Linked DNA regions of Homo sapiens: region 2 is linked to region 1. Evidence: read pairs that join two places in POLR2A ChIA-PET (ENCODE). Cell type or tissue: GM12878. All regions are shown on one strand. Links, peaks and the distances in the headings refer to the core of each region. The heading gives the core; the rest is flanking DNA.

The links. ChIA-PET counts read pairs that join two places held together with the same protein. Peaks named below come from ENCODE experiments on the same cell type or tissue, not always from the same donor. Only the 100,000 strongest peaks of a DNase experiment are listed, where the experiment ranks them.
Region 2: POLR2A ChIA-PET joins it to region 1 with 9 read pairs; 21 of 35 experiments call an interaction of 5 or more read pairs at or near these places.

The regions. Positions count from the first base shown.
Region 1 is chr19:42,315,202-42,319,586 of GRCh38, forward strand. TMEM145 (transmembrane protein 145) reads left to right here. Exons shown (of 15, transcript NM_173633.3): 7 at 1-58; 8 at 171-239; 9 at 1,280-1,360; 10 at 1,461-1,539; 11 at 1,669-1,762; 12 at 2,508-2,680. Among named protein-coding and RNA genes, the nearest start is that of TMEM145, 4.1 kb to the left of the region's middle. In GM12878, for the core only: no CTCF peak of the experiment used is centred there; a DNase peak (open chromatin) is centred at 1,800; H3K4me3 peaks cover 332 bases; H3K27ac peaks cover 892 bases.
Region 2 is chr19:42,260,975-42,265,359 of GRCh38, forward strand. No RefSeq gene overlaps it. Among named protein-coding and RNA genes, the nearest start is that of CIC, 6.1 kb to the right of the region's middle. In GM12878, for the core only: no CTCF peak of the experiment used is centred there; no DNase peak of the experiment used is centred there.

The sequences.
Region 1 (4,385 bases), core at 225-4,224:
GATGTGACCTTCCTCCTCATCTTCATCCTCATCTTCTTCCTCTCTTGTTACTTTGGATGTGAGTCTGGCACATGGGGTGTGGGGGAAGAGATAGGAGGGAGCAGGGTTGGGGGAGGTGAGCTGCTCTCCCTTTCTGCCTGTGGACAGCCTTTCCCTACCTTGCTTCCTAGATTTGCTGAAAGGTCGTCAGTTGCTCCACACAACTTATAAAATGTTCATGGCCGCAGCAGGAGTAGAGGGTGAGGTTCCGTGTCCCAACTTTTGGGTTCTGAAAGAGAAGGCACTTGGGGCCAGACACCTGGGCCTAAGAGGAATGCCTGGGGGCCTGGACTCCTGGGTCCTGGGGGAGGAGGGGCTGGGGGCCTGGACTCCTGGGTCCAAGGGAGAAGGGCCTGGGGGCTTCGACTCCTGGGTCCTGGGGGAGAAGGGGCTGGAGCCCTAGTTCCTGGGGGAGGATGGGCTGGGGACCTGGACCCCTGGTTCCTGGGGGAGGAGGGGGTGGGACCTGACACCCCTGGGTCCTTGAGGGAGTATAAAGGCCGGAACTAGGCTGGACACGGTGGCTCACACCTGTAATCCTAGCACTTGGGGAGGCCAAGGTGGGCGGATCACGAGGCCAGGAGTTCAAGACCAACCTGACCAACATGGTGAAACCCTGTCTCCACTAAAAATACAAAAATTAGCTGGACATGGTGGCGTGTGCGTGTAATCCCAGCTACTCAGGAGGCTGAGGCAGGAGAATTGCTTGAACCCGGGAGGTGGAGATTGCAGTGAGCCGAGATCACGCCACTGCATTCCAACCTGGGTGACAGAGAGAGACTCTGTCTCAAAAAACAAAACAAAACAAAACAAAACAATAAAGGCCTGAACTCCTGAGTCTGGGGGAGGAGGGGCTGGGAGCCTGGACTCCTGGGTCTGAGGGAGGAGGAGCTGGGGGTCTGGACCCCTGGGTCCTGGAGGAGGAGGGTCTGGGGGCCTGAGCCCCTGGGTCTGAAGGAGGAGGGGGTGGGGGCCTGGACCCCTGGGTCTGAGGGGGGAGGGGGTGAGGGCCTGGACCCCTGGGTCTGAGGGGGTAGGGGGTGGGGGCCTGGGCCCCTGGGTCCTTGGGGAGCAGGGTTGGGGGCTGGACTCCAGATTCTCCTAGCAGGTGAGTCGGGGTAGAAGGTCTGGAGTCCTAAGGGAGGAGGCGGGATTCAGACTGCCTGGATGGTAGTGCTAGAGAACAGTGATGCCCCAGAGCTGCTTTCTATCCTTTCTTATCTGCCCATCCTCCCCTCAGTCCTGAGCCTCCTATTTTTCTGCATCTACTGGGGTCAATATGCCACCGATGGCATTGGCAACGAGAGTGTGAAGATCTTGGGTGAGAATGAAGCTGGGTGGGGAGAGGGTGGAGCCCAGGGCTCAGGTTGGGCATCAGGTCTGAGCCTGGCTCTGAGCCGCCCCCTCCTCCCTTCTCCCAGCCAAGCTGCTCTTCTCCTCCAGCTTCCTCATCTTCCTGCTGATGCTTATCCTCCTGGGGAAGGGATTCACGGTGACACGGTGCCCGGGCAGGGCGTGCTCGTGGGGCGGCTGGTGGGGGAGCAGGGCAGGGGCAGGGTTGGGGGGCTGGGTGCATCCTCCTCCCTGACGGCCCCCACCCTGCTGTCTCCCCTCATGGCCTGCTGCCAGGGGCCGCATCAGCCACGCGGGCTCCGTGAAGTTGTCTGTCTACATGACCCTGTACACGCTCACCCATGTGGTGCTGCTCATCTACGAGGCGGAAGTGAGTCCGACTGGCCCCTGGCCGGGCCCTGCCTTCCCCTGCTTTTGGCGCCGCCTCCCCCTTGACCTGTCTGCTCGCCCTTGCCCACATCCTGCTCCTGCTGGCTCGCTCTCTCTCCCACTCTTCGATTTTCTGCTTTCCCATCTGTCTAAGTGATTCCTCCTCTCTTCACCATCCCGCAGCAGCTTTCTTTCTCCTCCCTCTGTCTCTCACTGTCTGTCACATTTGTGCTCAATATCGTGACTAAGAGTTCAGGAGTCACACAGACCTGGATTCCACACCAGCTCTCCCACTTCCTAGCTGCCTGACCTTGGGTGACGACCCCTGTCTCTGGGCCCATTTTCTTCTTGGAAAATTGGGAGGATCTTACCTACCCCATGGAGCCCCTCTAAGGCTTTCTATCGTCTGTATGGCTTTGGCCAAAGGGCTTCCCTCTTAGCCTTAGTTTCCTCTTCTGTGAGATGGAGCAGTAATAAGACCTACCTCGTTGAGTAGATGCTGATGGAAAAACTCACACATGAGAGGGGTTTAGCCCTGTGTTGAGCAAACAGTAACTGATTTATTCTCTTCCTGTCTTTTTCACCCTCTCTCTCTACCTCAATATGCTTCTGTCTCCGTGCCTGGCTCTCCTGTTGCTTGTGTTCTGACCGAGTACCTCTGTTCCCAAGTGCCCAGGGGTGGGGTCCGGGGACCCTAATAGAGGGGAGGAGGCCAGGCTGTGATGGACCCTCTCCTGCGGGTCTAGTTCTTTGACCCAGGCCAGGTACTGTACACGTATGAGTCGCCGGCCGGCTACGGGCTCATTGGACTGCAGGTGGCGGCCTACGTGTGGTTCTGCTATGCTGTGCTTGTCTCACTGCGACACTTTCCTGAGAAGCAGCCTTTTTATGTGCCCTTCTTTGCTGCCTATACCCTCTGGTGAGAATTGGTGGGCCCCAGCCTGTCCCTGCCTCCCTCTCGGGGCTCCCCAGAAGTGGTTGCCCCCCATCTCAGACCCTCCATAGTGAGGGAGATGGACTTTTCACTCAGGCAGCTGTTGCCCAGAATCTGCCACTTACTCACTTTGTGAAAAATTACTTTCACAAGAAGTGCATCAGGTTTACCCATAAAACAACAGGATCTCGCCAGGCGTGGTGGCTCACGCCTGTAATCCCAGCCCTTTGGGAGGCCGAGGTGGGCGTATCACAAGGTCAGGAGATTGAGACCATCCTGGCTAACATGGTGAAACCCCGTCTCTACTAAAAATACAAAAAAATTAGCCAGCCATGGCAGCATGCACCTGTAGTCCCAGCTGCTGGGGAGGCTGAGGCAGGAAAATGGCGTGAACCCAGGAGGCGGAGCTTGCAGTGAACCAAGATCGCACCACTGCACTCCAGCCTGGGCCACAGAGCAAGACTCCATCTCAAAAAAAAAAAAAAAAAACCAAACAGGATCTCCTCAGGCCGGGCGTGGTGGCTCACACCTGTAATCCCATCACTTTGGGAGGCCAAGGCGGGTGGATCACCTGAGGTCAGGAGTTCGAGACCAGCCTGATCAACATGGTGAAACCCCATCTCTACCAAAAAATAAAAAAATTAGCCGGGCATGCTGGTGGGCACCTGTAATCCCAGCTACTCAGGAGGCTGAGGCAGGAGAATTGCTTGAACCCGGGAGGCAGAGGTTGCAGTGAGCCGAGATCACATCATTGCATTCCAACCTGGGCAACAGAGCAAGACTTCATCTTCAAAAAAAAAAAAAAACAGGATCTCCTCAAAGGGATATCTTGAGCAAGCATAGGCCACTATATGAGGGCCGAGTGTCTGGCACATAGTAAATGTTCAGTAAAAAACTATTGTAGACTGGGTGCGCTGGCTCATGCCTGTACCCCCAGCACTTTGGGAGGCCAAGGTGGGTGGATCATTTGAGATCAGGAGTTCAAGACCAGCCTGGCCAACATGGTAAAACCCCGTCTTTACTAAAAATACAAAAAAATTAGCCAGGCATGGTGGTGCACGCCTGTACTGCCAGTTACTCGGGAAGCTGAAGCAGGAGAATAGCTTGAACCTGGGAGACTGAGGTTGCAGTGAGTTGAGATCGTGCCCCTGTACTCTAGCCTGGGCAACAGAGTGAGACTCCATCTCAAAAACAAACAAAAAACAACAACAACAAACAAAACAAAAAAACACCCAAAACTATTGTAATTATTATCGTTCACCATAACATAGCAATAAGGTTGGCAGATTCTGAGCCAGACTGTCCGGGTTCAGATCTCAGCTCTAAAGCTTATAGATGATGTGACCTCAGACGAGCCCATTAACTTCTCTCTGCCTCAGTTTCCTCACCTTTTAATGGGGATGGAAATTTTATCTGCTTCATAGAGTCACTGTGAGAGTTAAATGAGTTTATATACATCAAATGCTTAGAAACAGGCCTGGCATGCAATAAGTCCTTACTTCTTATTATCATTTGTTCATTCATTCGTCAAATATCTATTTTTTTTTGTTTGTTTGTTTTTTGTTTTTGAGACGGAGTCTTGCTCTGTCGCCCAGGCTGGAGTGCAGTGGCACGATCTCAGCTCACTGCAACCTCCGCCTCCTAAATTCAAGTGATTCTTCTGCCTCAGCCTCCCGAGTAGCTGGGACTA
Region 2 (4,385 bases), core at 299-4,298, 54 kb before region 1:
CAGGTAACCACCCTCTTTGGCCTCCTGAAGTGCTGAGATTACAGGCCTGAGCCACCACACCCAGCTTTTTTATTTTTTATTTATTATTTTTTTTTTGAGGTGGAATTTCGCTTCGTCACCCAGGCTGGAGTGCGTTGGCACGATCTCGGCTCACTGTCACCTCCACCTCTTGGGTTCAAGCAATTCTGCCTCAGCCTCCCAAGTAGCTGCGATTACAAGTACCCGCCACCACGCCTGGCTGAAAACCCTGTTTTCTTCCCCCCCGAGACAGAGTCTTTCTCTATTACCCAGGCTGGAGTGCAGTGGCACAATCTTGGCTCACTGCAACCACCGCCTCCCGGGTTCAACCTATTCTTCTGCCTCAGCCTCCCAAGTAGCTGGGATTACAGGTGCCCACCACCATGCCCGGCTAATTTTTGTATTTTTAGTAGAGATGGGGTTTCAACATGTTGGACAGGCTGGTCTTGAACTCCTGACCTCGTGATCTGCCTCAGCCTCCCAAAGTGCTGGGATTACAGGCGTGAGCCACCGAGCCCTGTTTCTTTCTTTCTTTTTTTTTTTTTGAGACGGAGTCTCACCATGTCGCCCAGGCTGGAGTGCAGTGGCGCAATCTCAGCTCACTGCAACTCAGCCTCCCGGGTTCACGCCATTCTCCTGCCTCAGCCTCCCAAGTAGCTGGGACTACAGAGGCCCGCCACCACGCCCAGCTAATTTTTTGTATTTTTTGTAGAGATGGGCTTTCACCATGTTAGCTAGGATGGTCTCGATCTCCTGACCTCGTGATCCGCCTGCCTCAGCCTCCAAAAGTGCTGGGATTACAGGCGTGAGCCACTGCACCCGGCCTAACCCTGTTTCTTAAGAAAAAAAGATAGTGTGATGCGGGGGATTGAGTCCAATCTCTCCCCCTCTGCAAAACCCTGTTGCAGTGTTCTCTATCAAAACAAAACAAAAATTTAAAAAATGAATAGTATGACTCATCTCATATGGTATAGCCACCATACACAGTGTGACCACCTCTAAACAGAATGTCACCCCCTTAGAGTATCACTCTTTCTCATCTCCCTGACTGAAGATGCTGAAGGCACCAGGGCTCAGATCCCTCTTTTCTCCTGTCTAGACTCATTCCCTTGATAACCTCCACCAGTCCCACAGTGGATATGCCATCTCTATGCTGATTACACCCACAGTTATTTATTTATTTATTGGTTTATTTATCTCTCTCCTCTCCTTCTGTCTCCCTCCCTCCCTCTCTCTCTCTCTCTCTCTCTCGTCTCTGATCTCTCTCTCTCTCTCTTTCTTTCTTTCCTCTTTTTCCTTCTTGACAGGGTCTCACTCTGTTGTCTGGCTGGAGTGCAGTGGTGCGATCACAGCTCACAGCAGCCTTGACACCCTTAGGCTCAGGTGATCCTCCCACCTCAGCCTCCTGAGCAGCTGAGACTACAGCTGTGCACCACCACACCTGGCTAATTTTTGTATCTTTTTGGAGAGATGGGGATCTTACTATGTTGGCCAGACTGGTCTTGAACTCCTGGGCTCAAGTGATGCTCCCACCTCAGCCTCCCAATAGTGTTGGGATTACAGCTGTGAACCACCGCGCCCAGCCTCCGCCCACAATTCTATCTCAATCTCGACTCTCCCCTGAACTCCAATCTGGCACATCCAACTACCTCACCAGTGTGTCTATCTGGATTTCTCAAGCTTGCCAAATCAAAAATGGTCTTCCTGAACTCCCCCAAACTGCTGCCCCCACAAGCTTCCCCATCTCAGGAAATTGCAATTCCATTTTGCTGGCTGTTCAGGCTGAATACCTTGGAGTCATCCTTGCCCCCTTTCTCTCATCCGATATCCAATCTGAAGGGAATTTCCACCAGCTCTACCTTTGACTATTCTAGAATCAGCTACTTTTTTCTTCCTTTTTTCGAGATAGGGTTTGGCTCTGTTGCCCAGGGTGGAGTGCAGTGACACCATCTCGGCTCACTGCAACCTCCGCCTGCCAGGCTCAAGCCATCCTCCTACCTCAGCCTCCCAAGTAAGTGGGACCAAGTCATATGCCACCACTCCTGGCTAATTTTTTTTTTTTTTTTTTTTTTTGAGATGGAGTCTCGCTCTGTTGCCAGGCTGGAGTGCAATGGCGTGATCTCAGCTCCCTGCAACCTCCGCCTCCCGGGTTCAAGGGATTCTCCTGCCTCAGCCTCCTGAGTAGCTGGGACTACAGGCGCCTGCCCCCACGCCCGACTAATTTTTGTAATTTTAGTAGAGACGGGGTTCCACCATATTGGCCAGGCTGGTCTCAAACTCCTGACCTTGTGATCTGCCCACCTCGGCCTCCCAAAGTGCTGGGATTACAGGCGTGAGTCACCATGCCCAACCACTCCTGGCTAATTTTTTTGTGTATTTTTTTGTTGAGATGGGGTTTCACTATGTTGCTCAGGCTGGTCTCAAACTCCTGGACTCAAGTGATCCTCCTGTCTCAGCCTCCCAAAGTGCTGGGATTACAAGCGGGAGGCATTGTATCCAGCTTATTTTATTTATTTATTTATTTATTTATATTTTTCTGAGACAGAGTTTCGTTCTTGTGTGTTGCCCAGGCTGGAGTGCAATGGCACAATCTCGGTTCACTGCAACCTCTGCCTCCCGGGTTCAAGCAATTCTCCTGCCTCAGCCTCCTGAGTAGCTGGGATTACAGGTCAGGGTGGTCTCAAACTCCTGACCTCAAATGATCCACCTGCCTTGGCCTCCCAAAGTGTTGGAATTACAGGCCTGAGCCACTGAACCGAACTGGATTCAGTCTATATTTTTCACTGCCTTGTCACCAGCGCCTAGACCAGTGAGTGTCATAGAATAGGTTTGTAATATTGGCTGGGCACGATGGCTCATGTCTATAATCTCAGCACTTTGGGAGGCCGAGGCAGGCGGATCATGAGGTCCCAAGATGGAGACCATCCTGGCTAACACAGTGAAACTCCATCTCTACTAAAAATACAAAAAATTAGCCGGGCATGGTGGTATGCACCTGTAGTCCCAGCTACTCGGGAGGCTAAGGCAGGAGAATTGATTGATCCCAGGAGACAGATGTTGCAGCGGACTGAGATCACGCCACTGCACTCCAGTCTGGGCAACAGAGCGAGACTCTGTCTCAAAAAAAAAAAAAAAAAAAAAAAAGAGAGAGAATAGGCTGATAATATGTATTTGCTGAAGTAAGTGAACTGAGTGCACATTCACCTGGTCCAACCCACAAAAAATATGAACCCATACAAATGGTGCAATGTCCATAACTAATAAACCCCCACATACAGTGTGAGCCCCAGTGTAGAAAGTGAGACCCTCAAATGCATTGTGAGTCTCTCATATAGATGGCAAGATAGCATATAAATAATTTGTGGGTCACGCGCAGTGGCTCATGCCTGTAATCCCAGCACTTTGGGAGGCTGAGGTGACTGGATCACTTAAGGTCAGGAGTTCGAGACCAGCCTCACCAACATGGTGAAACCCTGTCTCTACTAAAAATACAAAAAAATTAGCCAGGTGTGGTGACGTGCACCTGTAATCTCAACTACTTGGGAAGCTGAGGCATGAGAATCGCTTAAACCCGGGAGGCGGAGGCTGCAGTAAGGTGAGGTATTACCACTGCACTCTAGCTCTGGCCAACAGAGCAAGACTGTCTCAAAACAAACAAACAAACAAACAAACAAAAAACCAATTTGTGCCCCACACAATCTACTTGTGAGTGTTATCGAGGCAGTATAATTTCTTTTTTTTTTTTTGAGATCATGAGGCAGAGTCTCGCTCTGTCGCACGATCTTGGCTCACTGCAACCACCACCTTCCAGGTTCAAGTGATTCTCCCACCTCAGCCTCCCAAGTAGCTGGGATTATAGGCGCTTGCCGCCACGCCCGGCTAATTTTTGTATTTTTGTAGAGATGAGGTTTCTCCATGTTGGCCAGGCTGGTCTCAAACTCCTGACCTCAGGTGATTCGCCCGCCTCGGCCTCCCAAAGTGCTAGGATTACAGGTGTGAGCCACCGCACCCGGCCATTTCTTCTTTTTTTTGAGACGGAGTCTCACTCTGTTGCCCACTACAGGCGTGTGCTACCACACCCAGCTAATTTTTTGTATTTTTAATAGAGACGGGGTTTCACTGTGTTAGCCAGGATGGTCTTGATCTCCTGACCTCGTGATCCGCCCGCCTTAGCCTCCCAAAACGCTGGGAGTACAGGCATGAGCCACCGCGCCTGGCCTGTATTTTTATTTTTTGGAGACACAGTCTTGTTCCGTTGCTCAGGCTGGAGTGCAATGGCGCAATCTCAGCTCACTGCCACCTCTGTCTCCTGGGCTCAAGCAATTCTCTTGCCTCTGCCTCCCGAGTAGTTGGGATTACAGGCACCC